Regions from separate parts of the Mus musculus genome. Here all the other regions are linked to region 3. Evidence: chromatin loops called from intact Hi-C (ENCODE). Cell type or tissue: left cerebral cortex. All regions are shown on one strand.

Region 1 (5,000 bases), 100 kb after region 3:
AATTCTCTGGAAGAAAAGCCTTTTTTTTTTCTTTATAAACCAGGTTCTGAGTTATTTTGCATAATTCTTAGTCTCGCCATTTTTGGATTCTTCCTCCTAACTAGCTTCTCCCTCAACACTAGCCGAATGTCTCTGGTTGTGGTGTTATAAAAAGCAGGTCCCCTCGGATGAGCTGCCCCTGTGTGGAAAATGTTCCGACCTACATGGGAAGGCAGCTGCAGTTCCTGAACGGCATTGGGTTGCTTTCCACACTCTTGTTAAGCTGCTCTGGTAACCAGACCCTTTGTGCATCGAAGCTGTCTGCTAAGTGCTGTGGAGACATTGTGGATAGCTTTGACTAGGATTGAGGGGGCCTGTGGCTCTCCTACCTGGATGGAGGCCTGGGTTGGATGTCCCAGGAAGCACCTGAGAGCTGGAGACAGGAAGATAAATCGAAAGGTCACCCTCAAGCTACATATCAAGTTGGAGACCCTGTCTGAACTAAAAAGACTGGGACTAAGAAGATGGGGGAGGCCCTGAGAGATGGCTCAGTGGTTAAGAGCACTGGCTGCTCTTCCAGAGGTCCTGAGTTCAAATCCCAGCAACCACATGGTGGCTCACAACCATCTGTGTGTCTTCTGGTGTGTCTGAAGACAGCGACAGTGTACACTCATAATGCAATAAATAAATCATAAAAAAAAAAGATGTGGGAAAGATGATGAAGATGGATTATCACCTCTCCAACCCAAGGGACAAACTCTTTTGCTTTTGAAATGCCTGGGATAACTCTGCTCAAGTTTCATAGCCATCGCATGCTATATATGTGTGGCGTTAGAATGACACTCTATATGGAAGTTGGGATCCTCAGTCCCCTCCAGTCCGTATGAGAAGGACTCCACTGTGAAGCTCCCTGGTACCGCCTGGAGGGCTCTGCATCCATTGTGAGATGCAGATGTCAGTATCTGGAGCTTGCAGCAGCACCACAGGAAGGGAAACTATTGTTTTGTGTTTTCCCAGGGGTCCCCACCCAGCCCAGGCTACTGAGGCACCCAACACTCAGGAGGCATGCCAGGCCCTGGATGACTGTAACCCTCACAACCTGTGTTTTTTCCTATTGATTAAGATCATGTTCTTTCATTGCCTTTAATTTTTATTTTATTTTATTTTATTTTATTTTAACATCACAGCAGCCAAGTCTTTTATAAAAACACAATCTAGGGCTTGGGGCCCAAAAGTTTAATATGGTTTGCCCTTTTCGTAGTCTTCATTTTATTTGTAATGTAAATTTCAGTTCTGTTCTGATCCTGGGTCTGTGCCCAGCTGCCAGCCTTCCCAGCTGGTAAGGCAGCACAGGTCTATAGGCAATGACAAGGGTCACAGTTTTAACAAGAACCTAACAGCCTCCAACAGAACCCGCCTCCTCCCGCCTTGTCTCCTTCCCCAGTGCATCATCAAACTCAACATGAAGTCAAAGTCACAAGCAAATGGCTGGGCCCATTTAGATTTGCAGACTCAAGGCAGATGAGATGGCTAGACACGCATGTGTCTTTTAGGGTTGCCCTAGGAAAAGCTAACAAAAGGGTGACAGCCCCTAAACATCTGCTTGCGGAAGAGGAGGACATCTGCCCATGTTTCACCAGCCATTCAGGGTTGGGGCCATGCGTTGAAAAGAGCGGCGGGCCAGGGGGAGCAATAGTTCAGAGGCAGCCAGTTGTTAGACCGCCTTTGTCTTAAGGAAGCCACCCATTACCGAAGCGCCATAACTCGCGGGGAGCCAGCTGTCAGAGCGGTGGCACAGGCCACTCGGGGGTGTGGGGTGTGGGGTGGGAGGAGGCCAAGGGAGAAGAAACTGTCTGTGGCCAGATTCCCTTTTAGACACCTGAGCCCAGCTGACTTGGTAACCCGAGAGTTTTCATCCTCTTTCCAGCCCTATGAAAGACCCCGGAGCCCTTCTTTGCTGTCCACCCTTAGATAGACAGCAGGGACATCTCAGGGTTCTGCTTCCCTGGCTTGCAACTCCTTGAGAGCTGGACTGACTTGCGCAGCCCTGCGCTGCGGCTTGGCTGGCTTGGCTGCTCTGATCCAGCGCTCTGCTTTGAAATCTACCCCCTCCTTTTTTTTTTTTTTTTTTTTTTTTTTTAACCAGGTATGATGATGTCAAACGTGATGCTGATGCTACAGTTACAGACACAGCCCCCGCTGGCGCAGCCTCTCTGAATCTCTCTCCCTCTCCGCGTCCAGCGCTGGGCTTTTTCAGACAAGTGCATCTGCTAACCAGGTCACATTTCAGCCACGACCCACCCTCCGTCAGTCACTGGAGTCAGACAGCAGGAGGAGGGCTGAGGAGGACCGCAGCGCTTCGCCAGTGGCGCGGTGGAGGGAAGGACATCAAATCCTGCTGAAGTCCAGACCCCCCCAGGTCCAAGCCCAGACCACGATGCGCGCTCCAGGCTCCGGGCGGCTGGCTCTGCCGCTGCTGCTCCTCGCCGTGGTCGCCTTGGCTGAAGGCGACGCCAAGGGGCTCAAGGAGGGCGAGACCCCCGGCAATTTCATGGAGGACGAGCAATGGCTGTCGTCCATCTCGCAGTACAGCGGCAAGATTAAGCACTGGAACCGCTTCCGAGACGTGAGCGGCGGGGCGCGGAGGGCCGGGCCGGGCGCGGGTTGTGGGTGGGGAGGCCGGGAGCAGAGACCCCGCGCGCTGGGAGCCACCGCCGCGTGTCGGAGCCGGAGCCTCTCGGGCCTGCCAGGCTAACTACGCCAAGTGTAAACAACACCGAGAGTCCCAGCCCCGAGCCCCTCCGGTGTTCCCGTGGCCACCAGCTTTGGGACCTTCAGTTCCCGCAGCCTCCCGGAGTGTCCTAGACGAGAACATGCTCTAGGGGCGCACGCTCGCGACGGGGTCTGCCTTGTGGCGTGGCGCGGAGCAGGGGTGCGGGATGTGGGGACCCGGGCCCTGGCTGCTGCTGGGCCCCGCCTGTCCCCCCACCCCCACCTCCTTGCCATCGGTCCCCGGGCTAGGCCCCTGCCGGGTGAATGCTGCAGACTGCACACACTGCTCTTGGCAGAGGGAGCGGATCTGGGTGGGGCCGGCAGGAAAGGTAGCGGCCGCAAGGGTGTCCTCCGACCCCTCCTTGGGCTTCGGAAGAAGGGGACAGAAGGCTCAAGGACTGAGCGGTGGCCAGGGCGTTGAGTTTGGGGAAGGGTTCCCCCAACCTCCAAGAGATGGTGGAAGGCGTGTCCATAATGGGGCGCGCGGGGGGGGGGGTGCACAGTGAAAATGCCCGAGGCGCTCTCCTCTCTCTCTCTCAGGGTGGTCGCCAGAGCCAGGCCAGGTAGGCTGGTTTTCCTGGACCAAGCTCGGCGGTGAAGCAAGGGGACCCCATCCTTGGTCCGGTGGGCATGAGAAGCAGAAGCGAGAGCCCCCAGGAGCTGGTTTGGGGTCCCTGGCAGAAGCCCGCCGCAAGCCGACTTAACCTTGGGCAAAGCTTTGCGGGTGGGGGCGGGGAGGAGGCTGCGGACCGGCCGGCGCCGCAGCTCTGTTTACCCGCACCTGTAGATCAGGGAGGGAATAGGAGGCGCGTTCCCTCCCGCAGGGCAGCCACGGCCGCCTCGCAGATGGTGGCGTGGGCAGGGGTGAGGAAGGGAGGGCGTGGCTGCGCCCTGGGCACCTCAGCGATGGGGTGGGGGTGAGGCCCTGAAATGTAGAGCGCCCCTCGATCTGGCGCTAGCTGACGCCCTGACCTCGCTCGGAAAGCCTCCTCTACGTTGGGTTCTTATTCCTCATTCCCCAGACTCTTGATTTTGACCCACCTAGTATAAGCCACACCATGACTGTTCTTTTTAAACTTCGAGCATCCACAAGTTTTTTTTTTTTTTAGATGTTTTTCTATTCAACAGTTTCATTCTGTTTCAGAATAAAGAGAGAGCTTGTTTTAATATCGCAAGGTGCTGGTTGTTACCCAGAGGGAGGGAGGAGATACCCAGTCAGTGACCCAGGGGGCTGGGGAAACGCGTGAACGCATACTGTTAGAGCACGAAGAAATGGTATTTACCGTTTTTTTCCGCCTAGAAACCGGCTGGGGGTATCTGTTTAGGTATCATTTTGTAAACATACATAAGGCACCCAGACATACCATGGGAAGAGGAAGAGGTTCGGATGTTTTTGTTTTCCAAGTCAAAGCGACTGTAATTTCTTTAGTAAGGGGAAGGAGCAATACCAGGCATCCAGGCCCAGGACCACCTAGTGGGCCCTTGTTCTCCATCTTTGCCCTACCAAAGGCCTTCCTCGGGCACCTGCAGGCCCAGCCCAGATTAGCGCAGTCTCCTGCCACTGTCCGCAGTCCAGCAATGAGGGGGCAGCAGCAAGCTGATCCTCTGGAAGGAATCCATGTGTCACCGGTCTGGGCCTCCCTCTGACTCCCTGACTGGCTGCTTGAGCTGCCTGGGACTAGTGAAGGTCAGAGGAGGAAAGTACCGACCGCTTCATCAGAACGGTGAGGGTTTCAAAATCAAAGGTTCTTCTCCTCTTCATCCACCCAGGCTTCCAGCAGCCAGCACAGTGGGTGCCAATAAATGCTTGACTGGCTTGACCCCCGGCTTAGGGCTGCCCACCTGTCTCCCTGTATCCGTGCCACCACCATCCCCATCAGAAGAAAGGCACTGGCATTGAAACCGCAGGACCAGCGCCTGCAGGATTCACAGAGAACACAGTGGCAGAGATGGGAGGATTCGTGCTCTGAAAACTCGGATTTTTCTCTAAAGCCCAGTTTTGGGGGAGCCCTGGCTGCAGGAGGCTGGAGTCTGGCAGAGAAATGGGACAGGGCAGGCAAGACAGGAGGGCTCGGCCTCAGGGAATCTGTTGGCAGCTTCTCCTCAAAGGCAGAGAAAGGAGGCTGCTAGCTCAGAGCCACCACCTTGCATAACTATAGCCACGCCACAGTGAGTGAGAGCAGTGCCTCGTGGAGTTGTATGGCACACAGACTGTGCCCAGGGACCCTGTCTGTGCTGCATATGCTTCT
Region 2 (5,000 bases), 53 kb before region 3:
CCGGTTGTACATTGACTGTCACACCTGGCTTCTAACTCAGGTTTACTCATTTTGGGGAATAAGCTCTGAGGATTCTATGAAAGAGATGTGGGTCTCCTGGGCTACCCCAAAGGTCAGGTCCTGGATAGAATCCCCGAGGAAAACCAGATGTTTTTAGTCTCTGCTTTCAGCTCACTGGAAGGATCTGGCTTTCCTTTGTGGTTGGTGGGAGATGTGGAGATAAGTCTAGGGTCTTTTACTTGTCAGGCAAGTACTTTACACTGAGCTACATCCCCAGCCTGAGGGAACTGTTCTAACTAAGCCCTCCAAAAGGATGCAAAACCAAGAACCGTTTTTTTACAGTCTTGGGGCACACAAAGGCAGTCTGGGATCAGGAAGAGAAACAAAGGAGACAGTCATTCTCCAAGGGCCACTTGGTGTGGGTGGACTCTGGAGTCGGGGACAAGTGAGAAAGGCCTTGGCCTTCTTGGCTCAACTCCAACATTTCTGATAAGAAACCCAACTCCAGCCTTCTGTCTGGGAAGGAAGTCAGGGGTCACCCTCGTCATCCCCCTGCCTTTGTATGGTCTCTGCTCCTGCCTGGGCCACATCTCCTGAGCCTAGGTTTCTTGCCTAGGGAGAGGTTTAAACTGAATTGTCTTTTGCAAAGGTCTCTTAACCTTTTTTTATACCCAGAGATAAAACCATACCCTTGACTATGTACCACATCAGTCTAGACTTTTCCTCAGAGAAAAGGCCTTAGGCTAAGGAGACTGGGCCTTCTCACCTGGAGAGCAAGGTAACCCTCCTTGTAGAGACTCAGACTTCCAGGGAGGTCTGACTCATCTTTCACCTTCGGGTGCTTTCCAGCACATTCTCCTGGTAGCTCCACTCAGCAGAACTGAGGGACCTTGGCTCTGATGGCACAGTTCCCAGGTTGCCAGGCAGTCCAGGAGCTCTGATGGCAGTTACCAGGCAGTCAGGGGACACACAAGTGGCCCCTGAAATCTGATGAAACTTGTGACCAGCACCCACCACTCTCCCTTTTCATTTATGGCGCCGATGAGACTCAAGTGTTTTAACAAACATGTTTATTAGAAAAGTAAAAATATTGCATAGGTCTTAATACTTGAACATCAAGTGTATTCATGAACCGCGAGTAACTTCATGTAAACAGGTTCTAGATGGAAGACCCAGGTGGCACTCCTCTGGGAAAAGAGGGTTCCAGCCCCCCACCCCCACCCCAGCCCCTCTCCTCACAGTTGAATCCTCCAGTACATGGGCACCGGGATGGGCTGGCTGCAGCTCCCAGGTGTAATTTTGTTTCAAGTGTCGAAGATCCCGAATGATCCTAACACCCACCCCATTCCTACTCTTACATTCATGCAGTCTGTAAGATAGCTGCCTCGAACAGGTCAGTAGTGAAGCGCCGATCCCCACCCCCCAAAACCAAGATACAAAACAAATGACAAAACACACTAGGTCCTTTCAGACCAGAAGATACACAAACTGTCGGCCACCTCCCCCTGCCTCCCCCCCAGCCCCCAACCCCCAGCCGGGGCAGAGGCCAGTGCAGACCAGCTGCCCTTCTGGCTCTGGCCCACAACTGCTGTTGTAACTTGTCAGTAATAAAAAAAAATAAGGTACATGCTACATACACATCCAGCCAGAAGCCTGTGTGACTCCTAAGCCTTTGTTTCATGCTACAGTACTGAGGGGCGTGTGCCCCAACAGGGAGCCACCTGCATACAACCTAGAGACTTCCTGGAGAACACTTCCTTCCCCCACCTGGCCCTGCGCCCCTCAGGTGGCTATCGTCAGTTTTCTAACACAGGGGACAGTCCTTCAGTCCTTGCCTGCGGGTCTCCACCACAGAAATTCCTTGTCTTCACTTTGGGGGGCAGTGAGAAACCCTCCCCGCACCCCACCCCAGGATGTAGTTCAACACTCTTCAATGAGCAGCTGCTCGGAGCTGTAGAGTTTCTTCTTGATGACTCTGAAGCCGGTACTTAGCGTCAGGGACTGGCTGTAACCAGGGACCAAGGAAGAGTTGGCAGAACTTAACAGCCCCTGGATCTTGGGCCAGAGGCGAGAGTCCAGACGCAGCACCAGGGTCAACTGAAAGGTGGGCACCAGGCTGGGGTCGAGGGCCAGCTGAGCCACGCTATGGCAGCTCTTGCCTTGCTCCACACACACGTCCAGCAGTGCCCCCCGCAGGCCGCACGGCTCACTGTATGCCAGGCGCAGGAGTTCCTTGCCCACCTGGCTCACCAGCTGGCTCGGCATGAGCAAACGCGCAGGGCGCCGCGAGCCCAATCGCGCCTGGGACAGGCTCTCCTGCAGCAGCTGCATCAGGTTGGCACACAGGTGCTCATCCTCGGGGTCACTGAGCAGCTCAAAGTCGGGCAGGGACACCCCATCCAGGTATGAGGAGTCTGGATAGAGAGAACACAGGGAAAGGGTATTGTATTAGAGCGCCTTCCACAGGAGCTGTACGGGCGGGGGAGGTGCAGTTTGCCTAAGCAAACAGTGTCCCTTTCCACTCCGTGCCTCAGTTTCCGCCCCGCAGTCTTGTCTTCTAACCCTAGAGTAATCTGTTTTTTCGTGCTGGGGTGGGAAGCCAAGGTGGCTTTGAGCCGATTCAGCTCGCTTCGTACCCACCTCCCGGGACCCCTCCCACCCCCCATCCCCGAACCCAATTCGGCCCCGGCTGAGTGCTCACCTTCCTCCGGCCCGAAGCCACTGTTGCTGCTGTCCAGGGACTCGCAGTCCGAGCTCTCCAGGCTCGCGCAGCGGTCAAGGCCCTCTTCTCTGGCTGCAGACCCCCAGGCGGAGCGCGGCGGCCGATCAGCGGCCGGAGTTCGAGACGAGGACGAAGAGGAAGAGGAGGACGAGAAACGATCCCAGAGGCTAGGCATGGCGGGGTCAGACGCCAGGACGCTGGCTGCTAAGGTCCGAATGAAGGCGCACAGAAGCCGCTGAAAGACAAGAGGGACAAGGATTTGGCGTCAGTGTCGGCGTTGCACAGGATTGAGGGCTCTGAGGCCCCAAGAGCCGAGGTCACTCCCCGACAAGATGTGCACACCCGGGAGGGACACTCACCAGCTAGCGCGGTCAGCGAAGATTGCGGACAAGAGCGCTCTGCCTCTCGAAGGGTGAGCGAACTGGTGCCAACCCCCGATCGCTGCCCGGACCTGTCCCTTCGAACCCTCTCGCACCTCCCCCCTGCCTGCTGCGATCCCTAGCACCAGCGAGCAGCAGCCTATAAGGGCTCTCCCGGCGAGGCCACGCCCCCTCCAGGTCGCAGCCCAATCGAGACCCGGGAGTGTGGCCCACCTCAGCCAATAGGCACCGGGCGCACGTTCGCAACGTTCTCTCCTGCCTGGTGACAGCGGCCTGGCCCCGCCCCCACGGAGCCCCAGAACGCTCCCGGCCGAACCCCTCTCCCCTCGCCTTAGCTTCGGCCACACCCCCTTTCTGGAAGGGATCCGAGGCGGCTTTCAGCAGCTGCCAAGGTCCCTGAGGGCGCTCGCGGTAGGGGAGGATCAAGGAAAGACTTGTTTATTATAGGGGCGCGTTGCTGGGGGAGGGGACGGCCCGTGACTGCACTGAAAAGAAGAGTTGGGGGACCTGGTGCGGCTTGAGCAGGGGAGAAAGGTACCCCTAGCTTCTGGGAGCCCAAGGGCCAAGGACACTACCGGGCGCACAACTGGATGCCCCATGGGACCGTGGCGCGGCGGCAGACGTTACTCCGTTGTCCCATGAGCATCAGTCCCACGCTGTCTTTGCTTCTGACACGCGATGCACTTTTGGTAATAGGTCCAAAGACAAGGCATCTCAGGGCCATCGGCTCCCACGTCCCCTCATCAGTGTTCCTGTTACTCTGCAGCCCCGGGGGAGCAGGGTGTAGGTTCAGGAGGACATCAAGTGCTTGCCAATTCGAGATTGTCCTCTAGCAGAGGGTTTGGGTAGGAGTTAGAGTTCACGGACTCCGATTCTTAGCGCCTGGTCCACGGCCAGGGAACAAGGGCTCACATCAAACCGACACAGTGACCCACCCGCAGGCCTTAGGGGGACAGAACACTGCAGGGCCAAGTGCCTCCCAAACCCACTGCGGCAGAGCCCCTGGCGTCCGCCGGGTCCTAGAACCCCTCCCATGCTTTGTGTTAAGGGGGGGAAAAGCGGCGGATCGGGGGTGGGGGGTGGGGTGGCAGGAGAATTCAATTCAATGGAACCCAGGACCGAGGTCTTTGGAAAAGTCCAAATGCAAGAGCCATATGGGGTTTCATCATTCAGGCGAGGCAACAGGAAATATAGCCTGGCAGCGATGCTCTAGGGCTGATAGCGATTTGTTTAGGGTAGGAGGAGATTCAGTCGGACTAGACCTGTTTTTTTGTTTTTTTTTTTGTTTTTTTTTTTTATAAAAAGGTTTGTTAATGTAGGACACTGGGACCCTGATGGAAGAAAAGACCAAACTTACATCAGACACTCTGGCCCGGCGGGCAGGAACCAAACCAGATCAGACAGGCAAGCATCACATCGCTACAGGGCAGGTTTGCTTTGACACATGACACTTGCCAGGGAAGTCAGGCCACTGTCCTTTCCAGCCCCACCCCCACTGCCCAATTTCATCTTTTGGACGGAGTTTCACGGCTGGCTGGCCTGGAACTCCCAGAGATTCTCCTGCCTTTGCCTTCCTAGTTCCAGGATGACAGTGAGTCACGAAGCATAGCTCCTACCACCGATATTTTTAAAATTAAAATTAAAAGCCTGACTTTTAGAACAGCCAGGTCTTAGAACTGCAAAAGGATGGGAATCCAAGCTCTCCCACACGTACTCTCATTTTACAGGTGGGAGACACATGGTCAGGGCAGTGGTGGCACACGCCTTTAATCCTAGCACCTGTGAAGCAGAGGCAGGCAGATTTCTGAGTTCGAGGCCAGCCTGGTCTACAGAGTGAGTTCCAGGACAGCCAGGGCTACACAGAGAAACCCTGTCTCAATAAACCAAAAAAAAAAAAA
Region 3 (5,000 bases):
GGCTACACTCTCAGTCAGCACATTCACCTCATGATCTTATAAAGAATCTTGCAGTGGGGCTGGGGAGAGCTACATGGAGTAAGTGTTTTCACTGGAGGGGTTGGGGAGCCCTTCAAGTCACTTACAAGCCTCACAGGTGTGGTAGCTGCCTGTAAACCCAGCCCTTGGGAGGCAGAAGATAAGCGATTCCCCATAGCAATGTTGTTAGCTAGGTTATGGGGAATGGGAATGTTCTGGGTTCAGGGAAGCTATGAAAGGCTAAGGAGGAAGACAGCAGACACCAGCTTCAAGCCTGGGCCTGGGGATGTATTGTGAGGTGGCTAGAGTGTTTGCTTACCCAAGTGTGAGGCACTGAAAAGGATCCCATGTCGTTGGAAGGAGAAAACAAACTACCTTTGTACCCTGGAGGCATCTTATAAAAACCCTTGTCACAGTGGCTCCTGGATGAATGATTTATAAATACGAGGTCAGCCGGGCGGAGGTGGCCCACGCCTTTAATCCCAGCACTTGGGAGGCAGAGACAGGCAGATTTCTGAGTTCGAGGCCAGCCTGGTCTACAGCGTGAGTTCCAGTACAGCCAGGGCTGTACAGAGAAACCCTGTCTCGAAAAACCAAAAAAAACCAAACCAAACCAAAAAAACCAAAAAAAAAAAAAAAAAAAAAAACCCCACAAAACCAACCAACCAACCAAAACAAACAAACAAACAAACCGAGGACAAAAGCAATCAGCTCAGTAGAGGCTGCAGGGGACCGAGACAGTTCCAGTCATGACTCTTTCTGCATGGAGTATTCAACCCTGTCGCTCAGGAGACTACCATCCTCATAACGAGGCACTCAGTGAACTTTTGTTGAATGATGATTATCTGGAACTTGGCCCTATCAGGGAAGCTGTGGCTGCTGCCAAGCAGAGGAAACGCTCCTAAGAAGCGGAATGATAGTTTGTGGGGCACAATATGGCTGGCGTGGTTAAATACTTACTTTGTGTACGACAGGGACGACCTCGCACTCATAAACTTTCCGCTTATAGTCTTAAAACAAAACAAAACAAAAAAAGAGATCCTCCTTTAAAATAAAGCCCAGAACAAACCAGATGCTTATGTCGATCGGGATCCAAGTGAGGTGGCTAATTATGACACCCGTTGGGTTCTACTAACAAAAATCACTAGGTGTCCCACCTAGACAGACGGATCACCACCCGCAGCACCTAGCTGCGGTAGCTCTTTCTAGGTGGGATGAAGAAGCTCGCGGGAGAGGGGAGGAGCCAGCACCCTAATCCTGGCTACTCCAACTCCACCCAGGTACGCTTCCTACCCAACAACTCGGGGAGGAAGGGAAGGCTTGCGGCCGGCCCACGGCGCAGGCGCCAACCCGCCCCACGCATGCTCAGTCGGATGACGCTGCCTTTGCATACGGCCGGCGCGGGCGAGCCTCCAGGGTCTCTTCCTACGCTCCCAGTTAGTCCTGGCAGGTAGGAGCGTAGGGGGGAATCAGGTCTGGAAGGTTCTCGGCCACTTACCTCAGCAGCTTGTGCACTTTGACTGACAGCCCCGCCCCTTGGACGAAGCCGTGCGGCCTCGCTCGCCACGACGTAGACGGCGGCGTGCGCGCGCCCGCCTGAGCTGTGGGAGTTTGATGGCGGTGCTGCGCCTGTCCCTGCGGCGGTGAGGGCTAGAGGGCGGTGCTAGCGCGCATGCGTGGAGGGGGCGGAGCCCGGCTGGGCCAGACCGAGCTTTCCGAGAACACTTCCGGGTCGCTGTGGCTGCCCCGCCCCCTTCCCCGCCCCAGTCCCCCGCAGTTTTGGTTTTCTTGCGTTGGTGCTGTCTGCTCCGCCTCTCTAGCGTAGGATGTTCAGCGTTTGCTTTTTATGTGAGAATTGCACGAAAGCATATCCACTTTTCCCTCTTCAAACACCCATGACCCAGGGCTAGTCCGCTCTCCTCCTTCTGCGCAGTCTCTGCCTGGAGCTGCTCAGGAAAGGTACCACTGTGGCTTCGTGCTCAGTGCTCACACTTTGTAAAGGCTCCTTTTCGACAGAACGTGGTTTTTGAAGTGGGAAGGGATGCTAAAGGAGTAGCACACCAGGGTGGCGCGGCACAAGACTGTTAATAATTGCATCCCCCTGCCAACGTTGATTTTCTGTTTTCTCAAAGCACGAACCCTCTTCTTGCGTCCTGCAGGTGGCTGCGGATTAGCGACTTGACTGAGGGTTGGGTCAAGCATTCATTTGGAAGGGATTGTTAGGCCTTCTTTGGTGGAACTTGTTAAGTACGTGAACTTGTAGCCGCAGCCATCTGGGATGGGAACATGGGGTAGTTTATCAGGAGCCTTTAATTCCGAATTATTGATTCAAGCGTGAAGCCGTTTGTTGTGTTCTGGAGGCAGTGGCCTCGGGAAACTGTTCCTTCTCAGTACTGTGTTGGTCCGAGAACTGTGTTAGTAAGTCATATTTTAATTGTACTGTGATAGGGAAATAAATCTGATTGGAAGGTATTTATTTCTAGCATCTTTAAAACGGCTTACCTCTCTTCCGCGGGTATTGTACCGATGGTTCCTCAATGCGTTATCAAACTGGATACGATAAAATATCATACTGGATAGGGTGAATGAAGCACTCTGCTCATACTTAGGTGGCTAGCAAGACCTCACCCCCTATAGGTTAATCAGACACCTATACAAGAACTTACACTGGTGAGCTCATGGAAAGCGACACTATTTTTGCTTAGGATGTGCTGTGAACTGCCCAGTTGAGGCCTACATAATGGAGTTTTTAATTTAAATTTCTTATTACATTTATTTATTTACGAATGTAGTCTGTGCATATGTTACCTGCCTACACAGCAGAATTTTTTTTTGTTTTTTTGTTTTTTGTTTGTTTTTTGTTTTTGTTGTTTTTTGGTTTTTTTGAGACAGGGTTTCTCTGTATAGCCCTGGTTGTCCTGGAACTCACTCTGCAGACCAGGCTGGCCTCGAACTCAGAAATCCACCTGCCTCTGCCTCCAGAGTGCTGGGATTAAAGGCGTGCGCCACCACGCCCGGCTAGCAGAATTTTTTAAATTTAAAATTTTATTACATTTATTTATTTAGTCTATGCTACTTGCCTACATAATGGAGTTTCTTTTAACTTAATTTTTTATTACATTTGTTTGTTTATTTCCATATTTTGTCTGTGCGTTTGCTACCTGGCTGCATGTGTAGTCCAGAGGACAACCTGCAGGAGTCAACTTTTTCCTTCTGCCGTGTGGGTCATCGGCCTTGGGAGCAAGTGCCTTTACCTGTTGAGCCATCTTAGTGACCTAAGTATTCATTGTTTAATTAAAAAAAAAAAAATTAAACAAAAGGGCACTTTCTTTTTCAGGACTTTCCTGGAACGTCATTTGTCATGGATGTTCTACGCCCACAGATTGTAACGTTCGATGGACGGAATTATAGAAAGAATCCCATCCAGGAGAAACAGTACCAACATGAAGAAGACGAGGATTTCTATCCTGGTAATCCTGGGGGGTCTCTTAGGTCCCACAAGAGGGAAAATGTTCTTTGTACTGTAAGGGTAATTCTTTGCTTTGTTGCTGCTCAGTGGGTCTAATAAAGCTGACCTCAGATGAGGTGTTCCTGGCTGCAGTTCGTGTGTCAAGATAGATTTCATCCTGGACAGAGGCCTCAGTGCCACGTAGAGTAACTTTTCATTATTTTTATTATTATTAAAAATTATTTATTTTATGTGAGGACATTGTAGCTGTCTACAGACACACCAGAAGAGGACATCAGATCCCTTTACAGATGGTTGTGAGCCACCATGTGGTTGCTGGGAATTGAACTCAGGACCTCTGGTAGAGCATGCAGTGCTCTTAACTGCTGACCTATCTCTCCAGCCCTCATTATTATTTTTTAAATATGTGTGTGTGTACATGTGATCACGGGTGCCCAAGGAAGCCTAAAGGGGTGTTAATTGGATCTCCTGGAACTGGACTCACAGGTGCTTCTGAGCCACTCAGTTGCAGAGTGCTGGGATCAGAACTCAGGTCACCTGCAAGACCAATAAGGGCTCTTAGCTGCTGCGCCCCCCTGTGGAGTACTTGTTAATTACTACTGTTACCTATAAATATTCTGTGGCAAAATTAAACCCCTTTACCTGTGAAATTATAAAAGAATATGAATTATTATTATTACTAATTTTTTTCTTGAGACAGAGTCTCTCTATTATGTAGCCCTGGCTGTCCTGGAACTCACTCTGTAGATCAGGCTGCTCTTGAACTAATAGAGATCCACCTGCCCCTGCCTCCTCAGTACTGGGCTTAAAGGAACGCATCACAGTGCCTGACTAAGAATATGAATTATTAAAATAAAGCCCTGAAGGATTTATTCCAGTGTCAGATAATATTAACTATTGTTATGCTAGTTTTTTTCTTCCTTCTTTGTAGTCATGCCTTGACAGGTCTAAAGACACAACTAACTTTATTTAACATACAGTAATTTTGTAAAAATAAAACAAAAACTAAACAACTAAATAGTTGAGGTGGATCCTAACTATTTTCAGGGCTATGACTGTGGGGTTAGGTTTAGTGTATAAGCAGAGCCTTTCAGGTTCTTTGCAACTCTTCCTTTTCAGTTCCTAAGGGTTTCTACTGAACCTTAAATCTTGGGGTCCCCCCCATGTGATCCTTTTGACTGCCCACTGTCAGCCTTGAGCTCTTTGAGCTTTCCAGTATTTTTTTTTTAATTAGGTATTTTCCTCATTTACATTTCCAATGCTATCCCAGAAGTCCCCCATACCCTCCCCCCACTCTCCTACCCACCCACTCCCACTTCTTGGCCCTGGCGTTCCCCTGTACTGGGGCATATAAAGTTTGCAAGTCCAATGGGCCTCTCTTTCCAGTGATGGCCGACTAGGCCATCTTTTGATACATATGCAGCTAGAGTTAAGAGCTCCGGAGTACTGGTTAGTTCATAATGTTGTTCCACCTATAGGGTTGCAGATCCCTTTAGCTCCTTGGGTACTTTCT

What was found. Hi-C counts contacts between places; a loop is a spot of excess contacts. Peaks named below come from ENCODE experiments on the same cell type or tissue, not always from the same donor. Only the 100,000 strongest peaks of a DNase experiment are listed, where the experiment ranks them.
Region 1: it touches region 3 in a loop (4-fold over the local background); 6 of 42 quality-filtered maps call a loop at or near these places.
Region 2: it touches region 3 in a loop (7-fold over the local background); 15 of 42 quality-filtered maps call a loop at or near these places.

Annotation. Positions count from the first base shown.
Region 1 is chr10:60,104,052-60,109,051 of GRCm38, forward strand. Spock2 (sparc/osteonectin, cwcv and kazal-like domains proteoglycan 2) reads left to right here and starts at 2,206. Exons shown (of 11, transcript NM_052994.2): 1 at 2,206-2,605. The coding sequence starts at 2,417. Gm51801 (a long non-coding RNA gene) reads right to left here. Exons shown (of 3, transcript XR_003949003.1): 3 at 3,309-5,000. In left cerebral cortex, a CTCF peak has its summit at 2,879; DNase peaks (open chromatin) are centred at 1,391, 1,758, 2,202, 2,696 and 5 more places; H3K4me3 peaks cover 3,613 bases; H3K27ac peaks cover 4,083 bases.
Region 2 is chr10:59,948,616-59,953,615 of GRCm38, forward strand. It overlaps Ddit4 (DNA-damage-inducible transcript 4), which reads right to left and starts at 3,155. Exons shown (of 3, transcript NM_029083.2): 1 at 3,082-3,155; 2 at 2,702-2,957; 3 at 1,060-2,414. The coding sequence starts at 2,897. The coding sequence ends at 1,921. In left cerebral cortex, a CTCF peak has its summit at 2,194 (motif pointing left); DNase peaks (open chromatin) are centred at 422, 2,289, 3,315, 3,990 and 1 more place; H3K4me3 peaks cover 3,973 bases; H3K27ac peaks cover 4,705 bases.
Region 3 is chr10:60,001,440-60,006,439 of GRCm38, forward strand. Anapc16 (anaphase promoting complex subunit 16) reads right to left here and starts at 1,696. Exons shown (of 4, transcript NM_025514.3): 1 at 1,517-1,696. Ascc1 (activating signal cointegrator 1 complex subunit 1) reads left to right here and starts at 1,366. Exons shown (of 11, transcript NM_026937.3): 1 at 1,366-1,468; 2 at 3,356-3,488. The coding sequence starts at 3,380. In left cerebral cortex, CTCF peaks have their summits at 2,158 (motif pointing right) and 4,068 (motif pointing left); DNase peaks (open chromatin) are centred at 970, 1,401, 1,635, 2,210 and 1 more place; H3K4me3 peaks cover 2,134 bases; H3K27ac peaks cover 2,270 bases.